Linked DNA regions of Mus musculus: all the other regions are linked to region 1. Evidence: chromatin loops called from intact Hi-C (ENCODE). Cell type or tissue: gastrocnemius. All regions are shown on one strand. Region 1 overlaps Coro1c (coronin, actin binding protein 1C). Region 2 overlaps Ssh1 (slingshot protein phosphatase 1). Region 3 overlaps Svop (SV2 related protein). Region 4 holds the start of Coro1c (coronin, actin binding protein 1C). Region 5 has its middle 21 kb from the start of Coro1c.

Evidence for each region. A loop is a pair of places that touch in the nucleus more often than their neighbours do. Peaks named below come from ENCODE experiments on the same cell type or tissue, not always from the same donor. Only the 100,000 strongest peaks of a DNase experiment are listed, where the experiment ranks them.
Region 2: a loop joins it to region 1, with 10 times the contacts of the local background. A loop is called at or near these places in 28 of 42 quality-filtered maps.
Region 3: a loop joins it to region 1, with 4 times the contacts of the local background. A loop is called at or near these places in 17 of 42 quality-filtered maps.
Region 4: a loop joins it to region 1, with 4 times the contacts of the local background. A loop is called at or near these places in 15 of 42 quality-filtered maps.
Region 5: a loop joins it to region 1, with 6 times the contacts of the local background. A loop is called at or near these places in 28 of 42 quality-filtered maps.

Annotation. Positions count from the first base shown.
Region 1 is chr5:113,852,504-113,857,503 of GRCm38, forward strand. All of the region lies in intron 3 of Coro1c (coronin, actin binding protein 1C), which reads right to left. Among named protein-coding and RNA genes, the nearest start is that of Gm52824, 13 kb to the left of the region's middle. In gastrocnemius, a CTCF peak has its summit at 2,172; DNase peaks (open chromatin) are centred at 2,172 and 3,348; H3K27ac peaks cover 3,816 bases.
Region 2 is chr5:113,951,658-113,956,657 of GRCm38, forward strand. Ssh1 (slingshot protein phosphatase 1) reads right to left here. Exons shown (of 15, transcript NM_198109.5): 10 at 4,061-4,189; 11 at 1,596-1,642; 12 at 222-368. Among named protein-coding and RNA genes, the nearest start is that of Gm52826, 21 kb to the right of the region's middle. In gastrocnemius, a CTCF peak has its summit at 3,012 (motif pointing left); a DNase peak (open chromatin) is centred at 3,010; H3K27ac peaks cover 1,542 bases.
Region 3 is chr5:114,045,070-114,050,069 of GRCm38, forward strand. Svop (SV2 related protein) reads right to left here. Exons shown (of 16, transcript NM_026805.1): 7 at 499-562. Among named protein-coding and RNA genes, the nearest start is that of Gm16108, 18 kb to the right of the region's middle. In gastrocnemius, CTCF peaks have their summits at 272 (motif pointing left), 1,767 and 2,259; DNase peaks (open chromatin) are centred at 1,263 and 1,668.
Region 4 is chr5:113,906,777-113,911,776 of GRCm38, forward strand. It overlaps Coro1c (coronin, actin binding protein 1C), which reads right to left and starts at 1,930. Exons shown (of 11, transcript NM_011779.3): 1 at 1,835-1,930. In gastrocnemius, a CTCF peak has its summit at 2,106; DNase peaks (open chromatin) are centred at 355, 1,433, 2,067 and 2,413; H3K4me3 peaks cover 2,727 bases; H3K27ac peaks cover 2,651 bases.
Region 5 is chr5:113,927,318-113,932,317 of GRCm38, forward strand. It overlaps the pseudogene Gm22056. Among named protein-coding and RNA genes, the nearest start is that of Coro1c, 21 kb to the left of the region's middle. In gastrocnemius, a CTCF peak has its summit at 2,408 (motif pointing left); no DNase peak of the experiment used is centred here; H3K4me3 peaks cover 1,121 bases; H3K27ac peaks cover 1,875 bases.

The DNA.
Region 1 (5,000 bases):
ACTCTGACTGAGTAGTGTTCTCCTTTCTCTATGGTAAGATTTCCTTTCTACAGTGCGGTAGAAATATTCCCACATCCCACATGTAAACACAGCCCATGTTCACACTCGTGCGCCAGCAGAGGGTTTACCTCAGTGTTCTCTGAGGGATTCCGTCATTTTGTGCTTCTCCCTCACCACTGTCTAGTGGGTACTAGACAGCTCTGAACTATCACGTATTAAATATCATGTGAGTCACCACGTCCCACATTCCTTTATGAGATGGTGAAAATATTCAAAAACTTGTGTTGGTGGGTATATGCATTCATGAACATATTAGAAACCACCGAATTGTACATTTTAAATGAGCATATTCTGTATAAATTGTATCTTAAAAAAAAAACAACCTTACTTGCTGCTGTGTACTTCTGTGTATTTGGTTTTGTTTGTTTGTTTTTTTGAGACAGGGTTTCTCTGTATAGCTCTGGCAGTCCTGGAACTCACTTTGTAGACCAAGCTGTCCTCGAACTCAGAAATCCGCCTGCCTCTGCCTCCCCAGTGCTGGGATTAAAGGCGTGCGTCACCACGCTTGGCCTTCTTCTGTGTATTTGTATGTGTGCGTGTGTGCATCATGCCTCTGTGTGTGTGTGTGCATCATGCCTCTGTGTGTGTGTGCGTGTGTGTGTGTGTGTGTGTGCATCATGCCTCTGTGTGTGTATGTGCATCATGCCTCTGTGTGCGTGTGTGCATGTGTGCATCATGCCTCTGTGTGTGTGTGTATCACGCATGTGGATGTCAGAGGACAACGTTGTACAGTTGCTTCTTTTCTTCCACCTTTGCATGGCTTCTAAGGATTGAACTCACATCACCAGGCTTGCATGTCAAGTGCCTTTACCTGCAGAGCCATCTTGTTGGCCCCATCAATTATATCTTAACGAGGTATATACTTAAGAAAAGAGAGAAAGAAATCCATTTGGGGGTCTAGAGCTGGCTCAGTGAGTGAGCGCTTGCTCTACGGGAAAATCTTGAGCTTGGATTGCTAGCACCAAATAAGGAGCCAGCCGTGGCCATGCATGCCTGTGATTCCAGGACTTGCTGAGGCGGGGTGTGGACACAGGGGGACTCAGAGCTTGTGGGCCAGCTGGTGGGCTCCTTATTCAGCAAGGATGTGAATCAGAAGGGGGTGAGGTAGAGAGCAAGAGGGGCAACGCCCAGCCAACATTGTTAGTGCATTTACTGCGTACAGGCACAGACACACCAGCTGACTGACGGTGACAGGCAGAAGGGTTAGCACATCCAGACTGGACACTGTCACAGGGAGGGGAAGGGAAGGACGCGGCCGAGCGGAGGGAAGCAGACTCAGTGATGAACACTGGGAGCTGAGGGCTCTCTGCCTTGTTTCTTGCTTTATTTAGCGTCTTGCTATGTGGCCCAGTCTGGCATCAAATTAAAAACAACCCTCCCACCTCAAATTCAGAGGCAAGACCCCAAGCCTCAGCCATGCACCACGCCAGGCAAAGATGGAGGCTTTCAGAGTCAAGATACAAAACTACTCCCTAAGAACTGTCGCAGGTAAGTGGACTGGGCCTAAGGCCCAGAAGAGCATCACTGCACAGTGTCCGATCCACAAAGAGTGAAGGTTGACACAATTACCCTCTAAAAACCTGGATCCTCTCCAAGAACAGCAAGTGCCCTTTGTGGCCCAGCCATCTCTCAGCCTGACAATCATTATTTTTTGGATCCTCCTGCCTCAGCCTCCCGGGTGATTTGCATACTGTCATAGCTGGATTCCACTTGAAGCAAATAAAACATCTCGTGCAAATCACAGGAAAATAAACCAACCTCCTGAGGCCCAAACCTAGAGGTCACCTGATGTTCCAGCCCAGCTCCCACCATGTGGTGACATCTGCACAGGCAGCTGAGGCCAGAGGAGAAGGGGCGCTGGCACGGGTCTTGCCTAACTCGCCCTGGCACAGGTCTGCTCCCCTGGGAGCAGGGGCCACTGCTCTACTTTCCAGTAGGGCAGCGGAACCTGGCTGAGTATAATCACAACTGCAGCTGAAGAGAACGCACGGGAACAGGGGGATCACTCTGACGAAAGCGTGATGTTGCAGGAACCTTCATGAACGACTCAAGGGGTTGTTGTTTTTTGCTTCTAACAGCAAGTGTGGTAACTCCACGCTCTACCCCCAGGGGTCGCCCTTGCCTCGGCCTGCTTGGATCCCAAGGCCAGCAACAGTGAGCAGGGTGGCGGAGGCGCAGGGTGTCGTCAGAATCTGCACCCTGGGACTCAGGAGCAGCAAGGCTCAAGCACGAGCTTCCATTTCTCTAAACTTCTCCTTCGCCCATGGCTTGCTTCAGTAGAGGGGAAATGTCAATGATGAAAGCAGAACATTTGTTATAGGACAGAATTTTAATTTTTTCTTATTGTGTATTTTATGTACGAGCACTTTGTTTTCATGAACACAGAAGAGGCCACCAGATCCCATCAGATGGCTGTGAGCCACCGTGTGGTTGCTGGGATTTGAACTCAGGACCTTGGGAAGAGCAGTCTTAACAGCCCCATATGCCAGTGTCTTAAGTCAGGCCGGCTGGTGTCTGCAGTGCACGCTGAGCCGACTTGATGGCAGGTAGATGCACTAGACACAGAGACTTAGCTCCTTTCGCCCTGGGTCCATCACACATCTACTGAGGAGCCGCCACAAAGCAGGTAGTAATGGCTTGGAGGCTGAATGGGAAACTGAGCTCTCACAAACTGACACCCAAATACAGACGGTGCTGGAGTCACACAAACACACCCCAAGTGTGGGCCACCCATAGCAGCGCGCTCCACTGCCCTGGGGATGTGCATTGAGGCGGTCTCGGGGTATGCACTGAACCTGGGGTGATGGTGGACGGTGGGCATGCTAACGTGGCGATGTCCACTGTGTCCAATGCTGTGCTGACTGAAAATGCAAGTGTAGTCAGGACCACACCACAGGAGTTGGCTCCATAGGGAGTCTCTGAAGAAACAACTAAGAATGAAAAGAAGCAGGGGAAAGGGAAGAAACAGGGAAATCAAGTAGTCAGTTTCAACAGAAACCCACCAAATGCACAAAGCATCTTCTAAAAATCGAGCAAACAATGCCTGGGAGAGGCTGGCCGAGGGGCGGGGGCAGCAGAGATGTCTGGGAGAGTCTGAGAAACAAAATGTAAAGACACCAGAAGCCGAGTGATGAGAACAGAGCGAGATGTGAGCTGTGGGCCCTGCCACAGGCAGCACGCCTGCCCCCTGCTCCCCCCCCACTTTCTAGTGCTGCAGGCCTACTTACCACTGTCACTAACTGGCTCTCTGCCTGGAGGGGGCCTGCTACTTCTGGTAATGGCCTGTCAATGTCACTGAAGGTCTTGCTTGGGGACACAGAGCAGAGTGCCACTCTATTCTCATTCTTATGCACATGCTGGCAGGCTGGCCTGGGCCTCTGGGGCTGGGATGCTAATTAGCCACGTTAGCACTGAACCCTTAGGTGCTGGGAGCCAAACTCTGTGTTTATACTGAGGGAGCATGGCCTGGCTTACAGAGGGTTCTGGAAAGGTCAACTGAGCTAATGTTCTGCACAGCACTACCCTAATAGGAAGCTGCTCATGGGGAGGAACACAGAGCTACAGCTGGAAGGCCTAGGTTCTGGACACTGCCCTCCTCTTGGCGGCATGAACCTTCTGACAAAACTGTCCTCATCTGAGCCTGCGTTTCCAAGCGATGTGATGCGTCCTGGTCCTGTCTCCTCTGTGCCACTGCAGTGATCCAATACAAACATGCAGATCCAGGCCTTAGACAAGGCCGAGCACACCTCTGCTCTCCTGTGATCACACACACTTTTAGGTTTGAGCCCCAGAACTTCTGAGAGGACTCTGGTCTTGTAGTGAGCTCATTAGTACCCACTTACATCCCACATGTCATGTGTGTGAAAGCTCTTGTTTATGCCTGGGACAATTTGTGCTGATGCTGTCTGTGAGGGTTGGAGAGTTTTTCTCTGTTCCTGTGGTTAAAGACTGGGACCCCAACACCAATCTGCTTTCTCAGAAACACTCACTGAGCAGGGAGGCAGACGTCAGACTCACCCTCCACAGAGGGTCCAGAGCAACACCTCAGCACGGCAGGGACAAGTCTCTATCCTGTCTACTGAAAGAAAAAAGTCTTTGAGTCTCTAAAAATTCTATTGGATGACACATTACCATAGTAATGTTTTGTTTTGAAAGAAAGAAAGGAAAACAACCTAATCAGCCCCAAAGGGCTTCCAGATGAAAGCGGGGCTCAACCACTGCAAACCCACTGAGGTTCTGAAAACACGCTCGAGCACATGTGCGAAGCCTGCATGCTGTGTCCCCTCCACATGTGAACGGGAGAGCAGGGCTGCAGGAGGCAGGGCAGGGGAACCTGCTCCCATAAGCAAGCAAGGCAATTGGCTTAATGGTTTTATTTTTCAAACATGGCACAAATTTAAAATACACAAAGTGTTTCCAGAGCCCACTCTCCTATCTTGATCACCCGCCGGGAACTGACTACTGAGCAAGACACTAGAGTTACAGCCATGAAGTGCTTCCTTGCAAAAGGTCATGTTTTTACAGAGCCCAGGGCACTGATTTCAAAGGGAGCACAAAGGCGAGAAGGTCTCAAGACGCGAGATGAGGGACTTGCTGCAGAACAGTCTGGAGGCTCCACGAGGCCTCACGAGGTAGCACGTGGCACCTCTGCACTTTCTGGAGGGCAAGCTGAGCCTGGGACTGAGGCTGGATCTGCCGAAGGTCAACAGCCCGGAGGTGATCTGTACCCCAGACACACCACAGGACACCCCACATCAGGGCTTCTACTTCTGTTGTAATGAATAAAGTCTGCTGAGAAAATCCAGGATAGAACCACAGATACACCAGGTACCGTGCTTACCTTTGTTTACTTCTGTAAGATAAGGACCTATGTGGGAAGAGAGGTGAAAGCACTCGCTATGAATAGATAATCTGCGACTGCCTCGGATGGGACAGTGGGG
Region 2 (5,000 bases), 99 kb after region 1:
AGGTGGAAGAGAACGTGAGGGCGCCCTATGGAGAGGGCTGATTGCTACTTGCCCACTTTAGTGCCTGGTGTTCTGTAGCTAAAACAAAGGTCCACCAGACAGTCCTACCTCCCCTAAGATCCTGTCTGCCCACTTCCACTGCGAGGTTAGCTTCCTTATCTGGCCCGCCACTCATTCCTGCCGCTGCCGTCCCTCCCAAGGCCGCCTTCCCACACACTTACTTCGCTTTGTTTATGAAATGATAAGCTTCATTCCAGTGGGCAAGAAGGTCTGTGGTCTCCTCATCGTACACGCGGATGTTATGGTACGCAAACAAGCCGGGGAAAAAATTGTCTATTTCTCTAGTGACATTTAAAATGTAGTCAACTCTGAAAAAGAAGCAAAGGGCCCAGAGAGCCAGCCAGAATGAGGAACAGGGAAAACAAAGTAACAAAAACCTGCGGACAGAAAGTCAAAGGATGTGCAGACCACAAGGCATGGCTTTGGGAGAGAGGTTTGTTTGTTTTTTTATTTTTGCTTAGTGGTCATTTTTGCAGGAGTTTTATTCATAGGACAAGAATGTCTTACTCGAAAATAACCCATGTCATATCAAAACCCCCTTACTTATTAATACATTCAAGACCAGCTTGGGTTATAGAGCAAGATACTGTCTTAAAAACCAAACCTCTGCTCTTAAAAGAGTTAAAAGGCAGACTGTGCCTTCTGTAACTCTTGTCCTATTTGAGAGCATCTGCTAACCCAGACTCCACAGCCTCCACCCTTAACCAGTACACTCATTTCCTGAAAACCAAAACAATTTTGGTAACTGGAAAGGGTCTCAAATAGCTTTCACCCTAAGTAACAACATCTCAAGAGAGTTCCCTGAATCATGCATTTATTCCCAGTAAGACGAAAGCGTGAGGTCTGACCGCACGCTGGCCAGGCACTCTGCTGGGGGGGTGGGGGGTGGTGGTGGATACCTCTGACCGGAAGTTCTAAGGATATACTTTTAAGCTCTGTTTAGTCTCAGTTTTCAACTGCAGTTGGTTCAAGAAGGCCAGCTTATCAGACCACAGAACGGTGGTTTTGTGACAGCTTCCTTGAAGGGCTTAGCTCAAAGGTTCACTCCTGCTACTGAGCACTTCTCAGAGACAGGCAAGTTCCTGCCCAGCGATGACTGTTCGGTCACGAGAAGATTCCCACCAAGAACCAAAGGATTACCAGGGGTGGCTCAGTTCTCAGAGTTGCTGACTCGATACAAGGCCAACAGGGGTGTGTGTGTGTGTGTGTGTCCATGCAATGGTTTGTTACAGTAACTCTCCAACAATGGTTTTCGGCAATTCTTCTGGGGAGTGGGGCTGTGGGAAGGAGCTCAGAGCCTGCCTAGGGCCAGGCTGTCCTACATTCCCCGGTGTGACTCAGCTGCTCCAAGACCCCCACAATCACCTAAGACTCCAGGAAGGATCTACAAATCATGGGTTACTGTGTGTAGTACTCTGAAGCACATGAGCCCCTCCAGCCACTGCAGAGACCGGACAGAGGCCATGAGGCGGGCAGGCCAAGGCAGTGGCTACCTACGCTGCCTGGAGAGATGGGGAAGACGGGAGCAGACTTACCCTGAGCCCTGCAGCTCCTCCAGATTGGATGCATTCCACTCGGAGCCCTGGGGGACAGATCATACAAAGCTCTGTGAGTGTTCACACTCCAGTCTCAGAGCTGCTTTCGGCACAGATGGGGGACGTGACAGTGGGGCCTCAGCCTCAGAGCAGAAGGAAGGATGGAAAAGAACCAGGAGAGGGAGAGGAAGGAGTCTAAGCAGGTTCCTGAGGCCCTTGGGCATCACTGAGGGTGACAGAGAGGAAACAGAGCCTTGTTGATCCCCCAACTTCAGAGACGTTTGCGTCATGTCCCCCAGTCTTCTTATTCTGCCATGGGCATAGCCCACTGTGTCGTCCTCACCATTAGATACAGAAGGAACCCTGGGTCCCTTTCCTGGTAGGTATTTGATACTTTAAAAGTTCCCAGAGAAACCCTGTCTCAAAAAATAAATAAATAAAAATAAAAATAAAAAGTTCCCACCCTCTGACGCGGTAATTATGAATTTCAAACAGTGCTCCCAGGAACTAGTAACACAAATGACCACAGATCCCAATGATGGGCACTTCAAAATAAACCATCCCACTACACAGGAGGCAGAGGCAAGAAGATTGCCATGAGTAAAATAATCATCACGGTGGTGCAAGTAGGCGACACTCAAAGAAAAAACCAAGACAAACAAACAAACAAACAAACCAGAGAGACAAAGTCTACTTGGAACAGCACAGGCGCAGCCTCCTCTTTCTACACAGGCATCAGAGAAAGCCAGTGTGGGGCCCACGTTCCAATTCTAGCCCTATAAGAAACTGAACAACAGGGGCTGGAGAGATGGCTCAGTGGGTAAGAGCACTGACTGCTCTTCCGAAGGTCCTGAGTTCAAATCCCAACAACCACATAGCGGCTTACAACCATCTGGTGCCCTCTTCTGGTGCATCTGAAGACAGCTACAGTGTACTTATGTATAATAATAAAAGAAGAAAAAAAAAACTGAACAACAAACTAACAGCAAAATGCTGTGGGTGACAACCTCCCTGTGGGAGCTGGAAATATTTTTTTTCTCCTTTAAAATGATTTGTTTCTAAGTCTGTAGCTGTCTGACTGGATACATGGATACACTGTATCATTAAAAACGTCTCTATTTCTAGTCAAGGAGCACCGAATAGAAACACAAACAGCAACCAGGGATGCTCTTGAAAATGCAGCCACCTCAGTCCTGGCAAGGCCATCCCTGTCTCCATATCTCCGTCTCCTTGCCTGCCAACTTCCTCTCCCGAGCTTCCCAGGTCATCTGGGGCTCAGGGTTTGATCATCAAGCAACGTGAGCTGGATTTTCACATCTCAGGGGCAGCCTCGTGCATAAAATTCCTTTACTATCACTCATGGAAAGACTTCACAAGCGCCACAAAGGCTGTGAGTCCTTTGGCTGTGACCGCCACCTAGTGGACAGAGTGGAGGAGGCGGCTTTTCACTGTTCTCAGGGAGGCCAGCCAGCACACACATACCCTCTCTGCCTTTTCAAGTTATTCAAACCCAGACTCTCACATCTCAGTGGATATAGCCTGAGACCTGTACATGCAGGGAGAGTCACATAAAAACAAGAACATAAAAATCTATACATTCAATGCTCAGGAGGCAGAGGCAGAGGATCACAAACTCTAGGCTAGCCTGAGCTACAGAGTGAGCTTGTCTCAAAACCTACTTAAAGCACACACACACACGTGTGTGTGTATGTATACATATGTATGTATGTATGTATGTATGTATACACAAACATCTATTTATGAAGACTGAAGTTTCCCCTCAGTGGCTAACGCCATCGTCCTTCAATTCCCGTAAGGAGACACTTTCTCTTCTAGCCAGTTATGGCCCACAACCAGGCCTACAGAACCTGCGCTTGCAGGCTCCAGAATGCACTTCACTTAGTCATCCTAACCGCTCTATGAAGGAAGAGACAAGTTGACTCAGTAGAGTGGGAGGGCACAGGGCAGGAAGTTGGCCTTGATGTTTTGTTTTTGTTTTTGTTTTTTTTTTCCCTTTCTTCCTTTTTGTTTTTTCCAGACAGGGTTTCTCTGTGTAGCCCTGGCTGGCCTGGAACTCACTGGCCTTGAACTCAGAGATCCACCTGCCTCTGCCTTCCAAGTATGGGGATTAAAGGCATTCGCCACCACTGCCCTGCTTTGGCTGGGTCTTTCCATTCAACTTCATGATCTCCTAGCTAATTTTAGCAACCTGCTTGCCTCTGAAGATTGGCCAGTTGCCTTCTACGGATATTTACGGTCTGGAGACACCAAGCACAGGAGACGTGGGGGGAGGGGAAGAGTGCATCCTTCAGTGGGCTCAGAGAGGAACAAGTAAGCTACCTTTGTTTCTGGTAGGTGCTAAGGCACAGCCTCATCTGGGTTGTACGTGTCTCTGAGCATGGTCCCCAATCCAAGTCCCAAAATTAGGCCCCCAAACCCGGTCCCACTAGAGCTAGGCTTCTTACAAGATAAAGATGGTCAAAGATGAGGGAGGGCTTGTCCATCTGGCCCAGGATGAGCAGCATCTCGTTATCGATGAATTCCTTGAACTCCTTCAGGTTGCAGTTCATTTGCTTCTCCAGCTCATTTCGGATCTGTGGGCGGGACAGACAGGAGTGATGTGGGGTGGAGCCTATCAGAAGTGATCTGCTCCAACAGGAGCCCACTTCAGCACAGGCATGAAGCCACAGGGGGAACTGTGTGACTGGTTTACAAAAGAGTGTGAGTTTGTCCTCATTTTCTTTGGCCCAGGGTGATGCGTTTAGACACGGGTAGCACATCTGTGTGGGTTTCCGGAGTTCAGTCACTCCACCTCCAACTTAACCCAGCAGGAGGAAGTCCGTTGTCCTCAACAAAGAAATCTGTTTTTTCCTAAGGTTTTTTTTTTTTTTTTTCTATCGAGTTTAAAACACAGGTTTACAATTAAGCACCAAATATACTGCAGTGAGAAGGTAAAGTCGCTCCCCTGTAGGAGAAGGCACCACAGCGTGATTTTTAAAAAAGTACTAACCAGTGAAAGACCTGGAAGATTTAAGGCTGAGGTAGGAATTTGAGTTTGAGGTCAGCCTGGGGGGCCACAAGGTGAGTTCCAGGTCAGTATGAACTATAGAGGAAGACCCCGACTCAAAAATACCCCACACTAACAAACAACAAATAAATGGGCATTTCTCATGTTGCCACATTCCCAGCCCCAGTTAAGTATATAAATAAATAAATATAAACCAAAAACTATATATTTTTAAGATTTTTGTTTTATAAGGCAGGGTCTCACAATGGTAGCCCTGGCTAGCCTGGAACTCAATATGTAGATAACAATGTCCTTGAAGTCAGAGAACTTCTGTCCTGGTCCTAGGATTAAAGGTGTGTGTGCCCCAATGCCTGGCTTCTAGATTCGGTTGAGTGTAT
Region 3 (5,000 bases), 190 kb after region 1:
TTCTATTCATAGCAGTGGCAAAATTACAGTTATGAAGTAGCAATGAAATAATTTATGGTTGGTAGTCACCATAGCATGAGGAACTGTACGAGAGGATACAGTTAGGAAGGTTGGGAACCACTGTCCTAGATCAACCTCCAATTGAAGAAAGACAGGGAGAAGGTGGGAGAGATGGCTCAGTAGTTAAAAGCACTAGCTGCTCTTGTAGAAGTCCTAAGTTCAATTCCCAGTAACCATAGGGTGGTTCACAACCAATGGAAAACAGTGTCCTCTTCTGGTGCATCTGGAGATAGCAACAGTGTACCCACATACATTAAATAAGTAATTAGAAGAAGAAAAGAAAGGGAGGAAGAAAGAGGGAAGGAGGACAAAGCATTTATACTATATATACATGTGCATAATTTTCAATTGAGTCTTTGTGAGCCTGTGGCTACATACATTTGAAAGCTGCTTCACAGTCAGTAAGAATTCCTGGGAGACCTGTCACCCCCTCCTTACCTCAATCAGCAAAATGCACTTGGCTCTGGCCTTCATGGGAAGGAACTCGGCGTACAGCGTCACCCTAGGTAAGTGAAGAGACAGGGGTTAAAGAGTGGGAAGATGACAGATTCTGAGTTCCCTCCCTCCAAAAGTGATCCGTGGATTCCTACGTTGGAATTTCCTGGTATCGTGGCTGAAGTCAGAAATTCAACCAACGGGTTCTTACTGTGTAGCTCATGGCTGACTTCAAACTCACTATCTTCCCGTCCTGTCTCCCAGCATGCACTATCATAGTCTGCCAGTGTGTGACTCCCTTGTCCCTGGGAAGCAGATTTTCACAAATGGCTCCTGCATTTTTATTTATTTATTTTTTTGTTGTTTTGTTTTTTGAGACAGGGTTTCTCTGTGTAACTCTGGCTGTCCTAGAACTCACTCTGTAGACCAGGCTGGCCTCGAACTCAGAAATCCGCCTGTCTATGCCTCCCAAGTGCTGGGATTAAAGGCGTGCACCACCACTGCCTGGTGGCCCCTGTGTTTTAAACCAACTCCCCCCAGATGACCCTCGAGTTCTGGCATGCTTTCGTCGAGGTCTGCAGAAACCACAGAGTCTGGAGAAAGTCTGGCTGTGGGTTTACGGGCAGCTGTGTTAGCAAGTTGATAAGGCTATGTTGTGTATGGCCTTTTGTCCCTCCATTCTGGGTTCCGGATGTCTGTCTGTGCATCCCTGGGGACAGCCATGGGGGGATTACATGGAATTGCTCCCGACAGTTGCATCTGGGGTGTGCAAAGCTACCCTGCTCCCTTGCTGTCAAGTTGTTATTCACTGATGGATGGAGTTGGTGTCTGGTAGTTTGCCAGGACATATTCAGATTTGCCAAGATCTTGTCCTCCACAGAACCTCTACCCACCTGCTGTAGCCTCTGGCTATTTCTACCTGAACAGACCACCATGGCATTGGTGACAAATGTAATTTTTAATTTGTCCTTCCTTTTCCATTTTGTAATCACATCCTTATTCTAAGAGTGAGCTTTTCTGGGGCTGGCGAGATGGTACAGCAGATAAAGGTCCATTCTGCTAAGCTCAGTGAGCTGAGTTTGGTCCCTGTTCATCCCTAGGACTCCACATGGCAGAAGGAGAGACCTGACTCCTACAAATGGTCCTCTGACCTTCGTAAACATGGTTATGTAGGAAGTCACCAGGAAGGTGCCCTGGACCTGCCAGTTTTTCTCCAGCTGTCTCTTCACCTGAATGGTGCTCTGTGGCTGCACACAGCGCTCCCTACTGCACACAAAAGCTATTGCTCTTTACTGTCTCCTGTAATCTGCTTATTCTCATGAAGATACTTGGAGCTTTAATGAGATTTTTGTTCTTTTTTTTTTTTTTTTCATTTTATAACTAAGATGTCACTTGTAACGATAGAGTTACAAATTAGAATCCAAATCTTGGGGCTGGAGATCGCAGCACCCATATGGCAGCTCAAAACAACTGCCTGCAACTCCAGTTTTAGGGGATCAGCTGTCCCCTTCTGACCTCTGCAAGTACTGCACACACACAGGTGCGTGTGCACACACACCTTCAGGCAAAACACGTATAAATATAAATCTTTTTTTAGTCCATCTTTTCCCTTTGATACTAGAGATTGAGCTCAGAGCTATGTTCAAACTAGGCACGTGTTCTCCCACTGGGCTATATTCTAAGCTACCAAATCAATTTATTTTGGAATTATTTTTAAATAATTGTTTTTAATTTTATGTGTGTGCAATTCCCATACTGACTAGAAGAGGGAGGTAGAGCCACATCCATTATTCGCTATTCTGCAGAGGGGCTGAGAATTAAACTTGGTTCCTCTTCAAGAGCAGTAAGCTCTCTTGACCTCTGAACCATCCCTTCAACCACAAACCAAACCCAATATGCTTCTCCACCGACGTAAAGTGAGACTACGCATCTCACAGTGACTTCTCCATCCCACTGTCCAGCATCAGTCAAGTTTGATCTGAATTGATTGGCAACTGGCCTGCAAGGTTAGGCTACATGAGACTTTGTGGCTTTGTCTTCCTGTCTTGGATCCCAGGTGGCTGTGCCTGGGTGAAGCCAGATGGAGCCTTTAAGTTCATCGAATCATCGAACGCATCTGCTGACTGAAAACTCGAGCAAGCCCCTGACACAGTAGTACCGCCTAACTGCCCAAATGCAGGCTGAGTTAAGTAAATCACTGTCTTAAACCCTGAGTGCTGGGTGGTTCATGACCAGCAACCACTACCTCTCCCCTTCACTTAATGAGCACCTGACTTTGATCAAGCCTCCCAGGAGCAGGGTTTTCTAATCAGCCAAATAGGGGCAGGGCTGGGATACACATCGTCTGAAGACGCATAGCATAGCTGTCCCGTGGACATGCTTCCCGGTACCGTCATTGTCGGCAATGAATACGGTAGCTCTTTTATCGAGAGCATCAATGTGTATTTGGGGGAAGGGAGCCCCTTACAAGTGATTTGATTTGCCTTCCCATTGTTGTGGTTTGGGTGCCTGATGCACATGCGCAGGGATTTTATATGGTGGCTCTTCATTCTCAAGCAGGAGACTTGATCCAGTTTTAGTGTCTAGGGGGTGGGGACTCAGGGTTGGGACTGAGGGTTGACCAGGGTTAGACAATAGCGTTAGGGTCAGTCCCAAGATTGAATCTGGGGGGAAAGGTGGGGAGAGTCTCACTAACCTGGAACTCACTGTGTATCCCAGGCTGGCCTCACAGCCGTAGGGATTATCCTTGGCTCCGCCCCCTCAATGCTGGGGTTATGGGAGAAAGACATCACACTCTCCTTTCATCCTGGTTGGCTTGCCAGGTTATGTCTGAGCCAGCTCCGCAGCTGTTACTAAGGGAGCCACTACAGATGCATCCTAGCTGTTACTAAGGGAGCCACTACAGATGCATCCACCAGCCTTGAGCCTGGACTATAAGCTGAGATAAACCTCCTTTCTTTATAACCTGTCCCGCCTGTGGCGTTGTGTTCTCAAAACAGCTGTTACCGTTACATTCTGGCTGTTGACTTATTTTTAAAATAACACCCCAAGACGCTGTTGTTCTGACTCTCTGGCTGGGTAAAGTTACTCTAAATGAATGGAAACTCTTAATATTACCTAACTACCTAAAAATATTGTCCCCTAAATGTCTCTCAATAAAGCACTTAAGGGAGCCATCTTTCTAACTAGATAAGAGTGCTGTCTAATTATGACATAATTAGGTTTATGTAAATGACATCAGAAGTGCCAAGGAGCCAAGGCCCTCTTGGGGCTTCGTATTTCTCCTGTAATTTGCCTGCGGGGTTTTTCCCCCCTCCTCACAGATAAAACAGCTACCTAGTTACATACGTGAGAAAGTAAGTGTGGATGTTTTAAATCTCACGGTGGCCATTAGCAAGCTGAGGGATGGGGGAGGGGCACAAGCCACTTCATTGTTTAAGGCACATTGGTGGCTTTGCTGAGCCCTATGGTGGGGCGAGATCTTTGTAAAGGCTTCGGCAGATCTCCGTGATTTTGCATGTAAAGACTGTCCATGCGGTGAGAGAACCACCTAGTGGAGATGTCGTTTAAAGGGTAAATCAGAGAAAGAAGTCTGTCTGGGTTGCTCAAAGACAAATGTGATGAGGTTTGTGTGGAGTTGGAGCTCGTAAGGAGAGAACTAATAGAAAATGAAATCGTGTGCTAAGACTTCTGGAAGACTCTGCAGCCTGAGGAGTGGTCACAGAAGATGTCCGATTTGAGCAATACAGGTGAAGATGATCAAGCTGTCCTAGGGTGGGGAGTCTCTCCCTAGACTAAGGAGGGTCTATTTACCTCCATCAAAAGGTTACACTAGTGGTGGAGATGGTTTGCTCAGCCAGGAACTCTCTGGGCAACTGGGTATGGTGGATGGAGACTCAACAGCTACAGCCACATCCACAGTGCCAATCCAGGGCTTCCATGACCCAGTGAGCCAGCAGGTGCAGCTGCAGAGAGCAGAGCCTTGGCCCCGGTGACCCTGAGCAGGTCTGAGCAAATTAAGTCAGGCTCACTGAATAGGTCAGACATAGAGAAGAGTAGGGAGGCTTCGGGGATATGGAAACATAGTATCTCAGAGAGACTGACCAAGGGTTAAGGTGAGCTAATTAAGTAGTGCCTCTGTGTACCCAGCCTCCACCTCTGGAGGAAGCAATTGATACAAATGGATACAAACAGATGGCACATGTGCACTGTATTAAACCTCACCTAAGTTTGACTTTAGTACCGTCTCAGTTCTGAGCTTCTGGGCTCTCCTGACACCTGCTGAGAACAGATGACAGCAGACATTCAGGTCATCTTTGTGATGGGACAGGGTTTCAGGGATTTTCCTGGTCACGTTGCCTTGTCCTGCCTAAACTCTGGAAAAGGTTCAGACATGTAGATGACATAATGCTAAGCTATGAGTGGTCCGCAGATTTGGAAAGCCAAAGGAGAGGCAAACAGGTACGGGGGTATTTCCGTTTGCCTTACGATCCTACTAGGGCTCA
Region 4 (5,000 bases), 54 kb after region 1:
TGTGTCTGTGTGTGTGACTGTCAACTACCAAAAGACAGAGCACTTGTAGAGCTATGATATAAAGCAATTCTGCTCTACCACATTTTTTTTCCTGTTTATATATGTTTCAGTTCTAGTTACTATTGCTGTGATGAGACACCAGGACCAAAACAGCTTGGGGAGGAAAGGGTTAATTCAGCTCACACTTCCACATCACAGTTCATCATCAAAGGAAGTCAGGACAGGAACTCTAGCGGGCGGGAACTTGGAGGCAGGAGGCTGATGCAGAGGCTGATGGAGGGGTGCTGCTTACTGTCTTGCTCCCCATGGCTTGGTCAGCCTGTTTTCTTATAGAACGCAGGACTGCAAGCCCAGGGGTGGCCCCGCCCACAATGGGCTCAGCCCTCCCACCATGAATCACCAATTAAGAAAAGGCCCCACAGGCTTTTCTATAACCTCAGTCTCACTTTTTCTCAACTGAGGCTTCCTCCTCTCTGATGACTCTGGCTTGTGTCAAGCTAGACAGAAAACCAGCCAGTACAATATGTAACCGCCGCCTAGATTCGATGTTTAATGTCAGGCTGGCTATCCAAACATCACTGCGTGTGACACACACTCCCCAAGTCTCCCTAGGTCAGTGTTCTCTAACATGTCCAGAACCAAGCACTGTGTTCAGCTGCTCTGAAGCTGCGGACAGACAGGAATATGAACTACCATTTGCCTTCACACCCGAGAAGGAGGCAGGAAGCAACTACTTGTACTTCATCATGTTCTTCCCTCTACTAGCAGGCCCTGGTGTCAGGGTGCTGCCAGACAAGGACAATAAGACGCTTTATTATATAGGGTGACTAAGAGCCTCGCAAGTACTGTTTTAGAATATAATCCCGGTAGGGAAGGCCACGGGATGGGAGTACAATTATTTCGTGCCAACCATTTCCAAAACTAAACATATTGTGGCCCTGCGAATAAGCACGCTCTGCGGTCAATTCTCTTTCAAATGCTTACAGGAAGCAATTCCGGGAGAGACGAACAACTTGCAATTTGCTTCTCACTCTGAATCCCACGACCGAAATGTGTAGAGCAAGCCGTTCTGACACCACAAAACAAGGGCAGCCTACATGAAGGCCAAATATAGGATGTGATTCTAAACCACGACGGAGAGAAAGCCTGCATTTCCTTTTCCAGCCTGCAAAAAAAAACCCTTTGAACACTCCCAAAAAAGGACGTCGGGGCCGGCACCTCCCTCCGGGAGGAAGCCCCTTTCTTCTCCGAAAGCCCTGCAGCCGGCTACTTCCCCCCAGCTCATTCACATCACTGGAGATAGATAGGGCTGCTGTGCGTACGCCCGCCGGGGGACCGGCGGCAGAGCTGGGCTGGGCGTCCCCACCCTCCACCTCTGATGTCATCCTAGCCATCTCGGCGCGGCTGAGCCCCACCTGCCCCGCGGGTCACTAGGTTCCGCACCCGGGACAGGGTTCCTCCTCCAGGCCACGCCACTGCAGCCCGCCCCCGCCCCAGGTCTTCAGGGTCCAGGAGGCCATGCACTGCGAGCCAGGCGGAGCCCCGCCCGGGCGCGCCCCGCACACCGGGGGTCCCCCGCGGACCCAGCCCCACGTGAGCGCTCGGCCGCAGGCTCTTCGCAGCGCTCAGACACCGCCTCACGGCTGCCGGGCCCACGGCTGCCCGCAGACGGCCATTCCCCAGCCGCAGCGCCCGGGGCATGCGCGTGCGCCCCGCACCACTCGGCGCCGCCGGCTCCTGTCAGCCGAGAGCTTCACACGCGGGGTCCCGGAGGCCGGCCCGCCCGCCCCGGGCTCGCTCCGGAGCTGCCCCGTCCTGAGCGCGCGCTGCTTACCAGAGCCCGGGTGCCTGAGGCGCCGCCGAAGTCCCTGCTGCAAAGCCCCGCGAAGCCTCCAACCGCTGCCGCCTCCCGCCTGGCACTGAGCGCCGCGCGGGGGAGGGGCGCGGCCGCCGCTGCCCAGGCCTTCGCGCGCGCGGGCCCCGCCCCCGCGCCGGGGCCGCGCCCAACCAGCGCCGCCGAACCACGCTTCACCACGCCCACTTCCGGAAGGTCCCGGTTAGATGCCCGGCTCTCCTTAGAGCGCCCCCTGTGGTGGCGCGGGGAGGTGCAAGGAGACTCGGAGCCCACGCCCGCTTTCCGGGGCACTTGAATGGCCGGGTGGCCACGCCCACGGGCTCCTTCCAGCCCCACCCAGGTCTTTAGAACCAGAGCGGGCGTTCTTAAGCTCCACCCACGGCCCTGCAGAGCCTCTCTATGAGGATGGTCGTTTGAGCGCATCTAACTGCCCACCGAGTCCGTGAGCAGGGCTTGGTTTCCCCCCGCCCCCAAAACCTAGCTTCCCCCAGTTGAGCGCCGCAAATCCCCGCTCGGATTTCCTGAAGACCCGGGGAACCTATGATCATCCTATTTGCTGTACCTCAAGCCCCGCCCACAGCCCTGAGCGTACTTAAACCGTAAGCCCCGCCCCAAGTTCTTAGCCCCACCTCCATCAGGGCTGGTTCAACCCTCTCACCCACGCTCTCTCCCACTACTCTCCAGGGCAGGGTGGCAACCCTTGGGCTGGACCACACCTATGAGAGAGAGCTAAGGAGAAGCAATGAAGACTCCCTGGCTAAAGTCCCTCCATATGAGCACGTGGATATGTGTCCTAGCCCTGTTACTCTCAAATGAAGTGACCCAGGGACCATTTCACTCACCTCTTTGGATTTCAGTTTCCTAATCTTGAGTGTAAGGTTATCCCACTATTAGCCAAAGCCCCTTCAGAAATATCAAGCTTTGAAATACCAAGATCTAAGGAAACTGCGTCCAGAGATCTGGGCCAGCTGAGGGGTTGGGCCATTTATTTCCCAAAGCAAGGCATCTTTACAATTCGCAGAGGGATGAATTTTCACTTTGTTTTAGCCTCAGAGATGTCCAGGAATCTGTGGTCGGCATTCAGTGGTAGAACCCCTGAATTCTTGTTGCAGGAATTAAGATAAACTGCCACCTCAAAACAGAAGGCACACGCCTTTAGTCCCAACACTGAGGAGGCTGAGGCAGGTGGATCTCCGTCAGTAGTTCCAGGCCAGCCTGGTCTACATACTGAGTTCCAGGACATCCAGGGATATGTAAAGAAACTCTGTCTCTAAATAAGTAAATAAAATAAAATTAGGCAAAGTGTGTGTGTGTGTGTGTGTGTGTGTGTGTGTGTGTGTAAATTATGTGTTGTGTAAATCTAGGTCTACCAGAATGAAGCAGCTTGCTCAGCAAGTTTTTACTCTCTGCAAAGCTCAATTTTTAAAGATTGGTGTGTTTATTTTACGTGTATGCCTCTGTGTATGTAATTACACCACCTGCATGCAGTGCCCTCATAGGTCAGACCAGACTGAGCTAGCCTGAATCTGGAGTGTCCGCAGGCTGTCAGAGGACTACTGTGGTTCCGGGAACCAGGAGTCCTCTGAAAAAGCAGGAAGTGCTCTTGATTGCAGAACACCTCTCCAGCGGGAGCTAGGTTTCTTTATCTGTGACTACAATAGCAGCCCCTCCCAGGCAGAGCTCAGTTTCTGGCTTCTCTCTCTCTCTCTCTCTCTCTCACACACACACACACACACACACACACACACACACACACACACACACGGCACCTATTGCTGTCAAGGCAGCGACTCAACTGTATGGAGAGTGGGTTGTGTTTTGCCTCTAAGCAGCTTATGCTAACTGGAGGGACTCAGTACTTCGTACCCGGCAAGATTTGCCACTCCACTTAAATGAGGTAGAGGCGGTAATGCTCCTGTTGCAGTCACCAGGCATATGGTGATGTAGAAAAACCAGTTGCTTTTGTTATGATCATTATACTTAATTAAACAAGGGGACAGACAGTGGGGGCTGAGTGTGTCGGGGAGTCCAGAGAGCACAGACTGCTTGAGAGAGAACTGAGAAATACAGAGAACACGAGCCACGCCTTTGGAAACAGAAGCCATCCAGCTGATGCTGCAGAATTGTCAGAAATTCTTTCAGCAACCCAGTGGCCATAGAAAGACTTCCCAAAATCCAGCAATAAAGATGAAGACATGGAGACTTGGAGGCATTGACTTGCCAAAAATTACCCTGCATGGACCAGGTAGAATCCTCATCTGTCTGACAGCACAGCCTGCTCTCTTAGCTGGTTAGTGATTACCCGGACGGCCTCAGGGGCAGGGGACGGAAGAGAAAAACCATGGACTTTGGATTCTGACAGGCTCGTTTAATTAAGAATGAACTTAAGTCCTTGTGTTACAGATATTAGACAAATCAGTTTCTCTTGTCTTATAGAGGTGTGTGTGTGTGTGTAGTGTACATGCAACTATGTGTGAAGTGGGTGTATGCATGCTGAAATCAAATGAGGACATCAGGCACCCTGCTCTGTCAATTTCCACCCTATTCTATTGAGACTGAGTATCTCACTGAACCTGAAGCTGGGCTGGAACCCTTCAAGAAGCCCCAGAAGTCCTCTCTACACCTCCAACAGAGCTAGGCGCTGGGGGGTGGGCAGGGCAGGGGCAGGGCTGGGGGAACTGCAGCTGTCTCCAGCATTTAAGATAGGTACTGGGGATTTGAACTCAGGTCATAAAGCTTGCACAACAAGAGCTCTTACCTGCTGAGTCCCATTTCTCTACTTTTTCTCCTCTCTATATAAAAATGCAAATGCTTCAGGAAGTAATTTGGAGGAAAGAAGAGTTTGAGGTTTCGTTTGTTTGTGACCATGAGGCTCTAGCCCAGGGCCTCTACCAGTGAGCTCACCCCAACCCTCCCAAATACCCCGACGCATGCATGTTGAGCACAGATACCTGTGCACATGAGGAGGCCAGAGGACAACATTGGAAGTCTTTATCACACCCTACCCTATCTCAAAAAAAAAAAAAAAAAAAAAAAAAAGCTTACCAAGTATTGACTACTGTTGTGTAACAGTTTCCTCCAAGATTGAAACATTTCATTCTTCTGGGAAGCTCCTTAAGCAGAAAGATAAACAACTTACAATGCT
Region 5 (5,000 bases), 75 kb after region 1:
GCTCTTATCTACCCTAAGTAAGGAGTCGGAGACATAAAGTCTAGAAAGCACCATTTGGCCCAGGCCACAGAGAGGTCATCAGTACCGAAATAGAGCTTTAAACCCCCAGAGATGGACTTAAGGGCCTGAATCATCTGCTTGCAGTGTTGCTGAGACCTACCGTGTGCCGGTCATTGAGATCCAACTCTCCCTCAGACTGCATGTCTATTATTTATTTATATCTATTTATTTATTTTATTTGTGAGTACATTGTAGCTGTTAGACACACCAGAAGAGGGCATTAGATCCCATTACAGATGGTTGTGAGCCACCACGTGGTTGCTGGGAATTGAACTCAGGACCTCTGGAAGAGCAGTCAGTGCTCTTAACCACTGAACCATCGTCTCTCCAGCCCTGCATGCCTGTTTTTACAAAAGTGAGAACAGAGACTCAGAGAGGTTATGTGCATCCAGGAAGTGGCAGAGCAAAACTGTAACTCAGGTCTGCCCTGCTCCCCGAAACCTCTCATGACCAAGAAAGACAGAGAGATAAGCTCCTGCATTCATTTATTAGAGTGATCTTCTTTAAGTATTCAATTCAATTCAACAAGTATTTATTGAGCACATACTATATCTGGCACGGGTAGACCATGATAACCCTGCCCCAGCTGCTACCTTCAGGGAGTTCACTGTCCTGGGAATTCTCACAGGGTGCTCACACAGAAAGGCCATCTTGGCAGAGTTTAGAGGAGGTCCTTCCAGACATGGCTTATTGGAGGAGGCAGTTCTGTGATTCTGTCTGCCTCTAGTTGGTCTACCTGTGTAAGTCATTTGTATTCTAAGCATCCCCTGAAGGGGTGACCCACATTGTCCAGTGTGACTAAAGAAACGTCATCCTTAACTAAAGATCCCAGCCAAGCCCCCATCACAGCTGCAGCTATAGAAAGTGGGCTTGTCTCAAAAAAACAAAAAAAAAGTAAGAAAGAAAGAAAGAAAGAAAGAAAGAAAGAAAGAAAGAAAGAAAGAAAGAAAGAAAGAAAGAAAGTGGGCTTGAGAACAGGGTGATCATCACACTGTCCTAGTCAGGGTTACTATCAACGTCATAAACACCACCAATGCAAGATGGGGGAGGAGAGGGCTTACGGGCTTACTTGGCTTATGCTGCCTCATCATAGTCCATCACTGAAGAAAAGTCAGGACAGGAACTCAAGCAGAGCAGGAACCTGGAGGCAGGAGCTGATGCAGAGGCCATGGAGGGTGCTGCTTACTGGCTTGTTCCCATGCTTCTCATCCTGCTTTCTTAGAGAACCCAGGACCACCAGCCTAGGGATGGCCCCGCCCATAACGGGCTGGCCCCATCCATAATAGGCAGGGCCCTTCCCCATCGATCACTAATTAAGAAAATGTACAGCAGTTGGACTTTTTTTTTTTTTAATGGATCGCTTCAGGAATTTGAGTGTCATCCTTGCATAGGGGCCATGCTAATCTTCTCTGTATCGTTCCAATTTTTTTTTTTAATATATGTGCTGCCGAAGTGAACACAACTGCAATTGGATCTTATAGAGACATTTTCTCAATTGAGGTTCCCTCCTTTCAGATGACTCTAGGCTTCTTGAGTGGGTAAACAAAGTGGACAGCCTTGGAGCCCAGAAACAAAGCCCAACAGATGGGTCACAGACTTGGGGAGCAGAGGGTAGCCACCACCCCAGCTCACCTATGGCTTTTCAGAGTGAGGATTGACTTGGCTTTTTAGAGTGAGGATTGCCTGTGGCTTCAAGGAGCCATTGAGGACTTCTGGTACCTAGAAAAGCAGCTAAGGGATGGGACTGGGGATTATGGACTGTAGCGTTAGTGGCGCAGGCCGGTAAGGCATTAGACCCCAACCTAATAACGGACTGGCTAAGACTGGACGAATTGCAGTCTCAAGGCTAGCCCGGACAATTTTTCTAAGACTGTTAGAAAAATAAGGAGGCTGCCTAGCCTGTGTGAGGCCCTGGGTTCAATCTGCCTCCTTTCCTGTCCAAAATAAATCTACTTTGCAAGCCGGGCGTGGTGGCGCACGCCTTTAATCCCAGCACTCAGGAGGCAGAGGCAGGCAGATTTCTGAGTTCGAGGCCAGCCTGGTCTACAAAGTGAGTTCCAGGACAGCCAGAGCTGTACAGAGAAACCCTGTCTCAAAAAAACCCAAAAACCCCAAAAACCCTACTTTGCATATTCATGTAGCCATAGCATGGGTGTGGGCGGGGCGGGGCGGGGCGGGGCGGGGGAGTGTTATATCACCTCTCCGTGCCTCAGTTTCTCTCTTAGAAAACGTGTCACTGGACTGGAGAGATGGCTCAGCGGTTAAGTTCAAATCCCAGCAACCATATGGTGGCTCAAAACCATCTGTAATGAGATCTGAATCTGTAATGAGATCTGATGCCCTCTTCTGGATGACAGCTACAGTGTACTTACATGTAATAAATAAGTAAATAAATCTTTAAAAAAGAAAAGAAAAGAAAACGTATCACTAATACCTGTGACCTCATCACATGGGATCAACTCAGCCAGCCATCTAGTTTGACAGATCTGTGCAGACCCCTTCCAAGTCAGGGACTCCCGTTTAGTCTGCAGGTGTGTAACACTCCTCAGGCACGGGTCCTCCTGACTCCTCAGCACGGGTCTTCCTGGCTCCTCAGGCACGGGGTCCTCCCGGCTTAGGGTCACTCCTCCTCCATAACCTACAACTGACTGTCACCAAGACTGTATTTTATGGACTATCCATGAGAAACATCAGCAGCTCCTGAGACAACAGGGCAGTGAGTTGCATCTTGGAGAGACATAGGTTTGGGAAGTTCTGTGGGCGTGGCCGGGAGCGGGTCCAGGCAGGAAGTCAGGAAGCCTCTGGCCTGACTCAGGATCTCCTCTCTGGGTTTCAAAGAAGAAAACAGAGAATTAGCACTGGGTGTGGTAGCATCCATAAAGCCAACACTAGGAAGGCTGAGGCAGGGTAATTACTATAGACTTGAAGCCAGCCTGGGTTACAACGGGGTGAGACTTTGTCCCAAATAACAACAATATAAAAACAAAACAAAAAAGGTAGGCAGAGAGATGGCCCGGCTGTTAAGATACAGGCTACCTTCCAGAGGTCCTGAATTTGATTCCCAGCATCCACACAGAGGCTCATGAATTTCTGTGACTCCAGTCCCAGGGGATCTGATGCCTGGCTGACCTCTGGTATACACACACATACACACCGGCAAAATAGCCATACACAGAAAATAATAACTAATAAACACACTGCGATACAGCCTGCAACTCCAGCACTGGGTAAGTGGAGGCAGGAAGATCAGGAGTCCAAGGTTATCCTCAGCTATGCAGCAAATTCTAGGCCAACCTGGCTACAGGAGACCTTTTCTCCAAACAGCAAACCAAACTAAATCCAGAAAAGGAAAAAAAAAAAAAAAAAAAAAAAAGCAAAAGGGAAAAAAAAAATCCCAAAACCAAAAATAGAGAATTGAGAACTCTTCAGGAAATCTGCTTGAGTTAGATATGCAGCAAGCCTTGCTTCCCAGATAAATGTGTGTGTGTGTGTGTGTGTGTGTGTGTGTGTGTGTGTGTGAACTGTGCACATGTGTGCGGGAGATCTGGGACGTTTTTTTTTTTTCGGGACGTTTTCCTAATCCCTGCCCAGCTGCTGACTTTGTTCAGTCTGGTGCCCAGCCCGCCCAGGCCCTTCTTCGGCCAGAGCTCTCCTGCCAGGCGCCACCCCAGCCTTGTGTTGTGGCAGATGTTTTCGGATATACCATGGCAACCGCAGAACAGGATGTGCCTCTGCCTCTGGACGGCAGCAGCGCCAAGCCTACGCTCCCAGGCTGCCCTGTTCTCCTGTTCAGGATCCCTCCGGGGAAGAACTGCCCAGGACCTGGTTCTGGCTTTGAGAGTGGCAGATCCTGTACTTTGGATAGGGTCTGTCAGGACGGAGGTGTGCACATCCCTGCTCAAGGCTGCTTCTCTAGTGACCCTGTGTTTGTGACTCTTGGTCCTTAAAGGTAACGAGGAGGCAGGAAGCAGAGGATCTGGTCAGTGAATGGGTGGCCCATTGTTCTCAGACCATTATAGCTTGTCCTTGAAGGATGACTTGCGTCCCAACCTGGACCAACTACTTCACATTGTACATAAGACCGCAGCTCAGAGGGGCGTACTATGTGTTCATTGTCCAGTGATTTTCTTTTTCTTTTTTCTTTTCTTTCTTTCTTTTTTTAAGGTTTATTTATTTATTTATTTATTTATTATAAGTACACACCAGAAGAGGGCATCAGATCCCATTACAGATGGTTGTGAGCCACCATGTAGTTGCTGGAATTTGAACTCGGGGCCTATGGAAGAGCAATCAGTGCTCTTAACTGCTAAGCCATCTCTCTCCAGCCCATTGTGATTTTTTTCTATGTGTGCATGTGTGTGTGTGTGTGTGTGTGTGTGTATTTTTGGGAGGTGAGACAGGGTTTTTCTATATAATCCTGGCTGTCCTGTGATATATATATATATATATATATATATATTTTTTTTTTTTTTTTTTTAAATAGGATTTCCCTATGTAGCCCAGGCTGGTTTCAAACTCATAATCCTCCTGTCTCTGTCCTCCCAGCCATACAGCACAGAGCATGTGCCTGTGTGGAGTTCTGCATGTATTATTAGCAATCCTCATATGAGCAGACATTGCTGGCCCCACCGATAGCTCTGTCTTCACTACATTTTGTGTGCACAGCTGTTTTGTTGAGACAGGGTCTTAGTATGTAGACCAGGCTAGCTTTGAATTTAGGATCACCCCCCCCCCCTCCCTGGCCTCAGTTGCCTCAGTGCCAGGATCCACATGTGTGTGCCTATTTCAACCTCGGGCCCTACTTAGATATCCAATTTCAAGAACCATAGGAAACTTGGCTCTGATACAGCACTTTGGGGCGAAGAGCCCCCTCCCTCTTTTTCTTTACCTCTTTTCTGTTTTGTTTTGTTTGAGAAAGGACTCCACTATGTAGTTTTAGC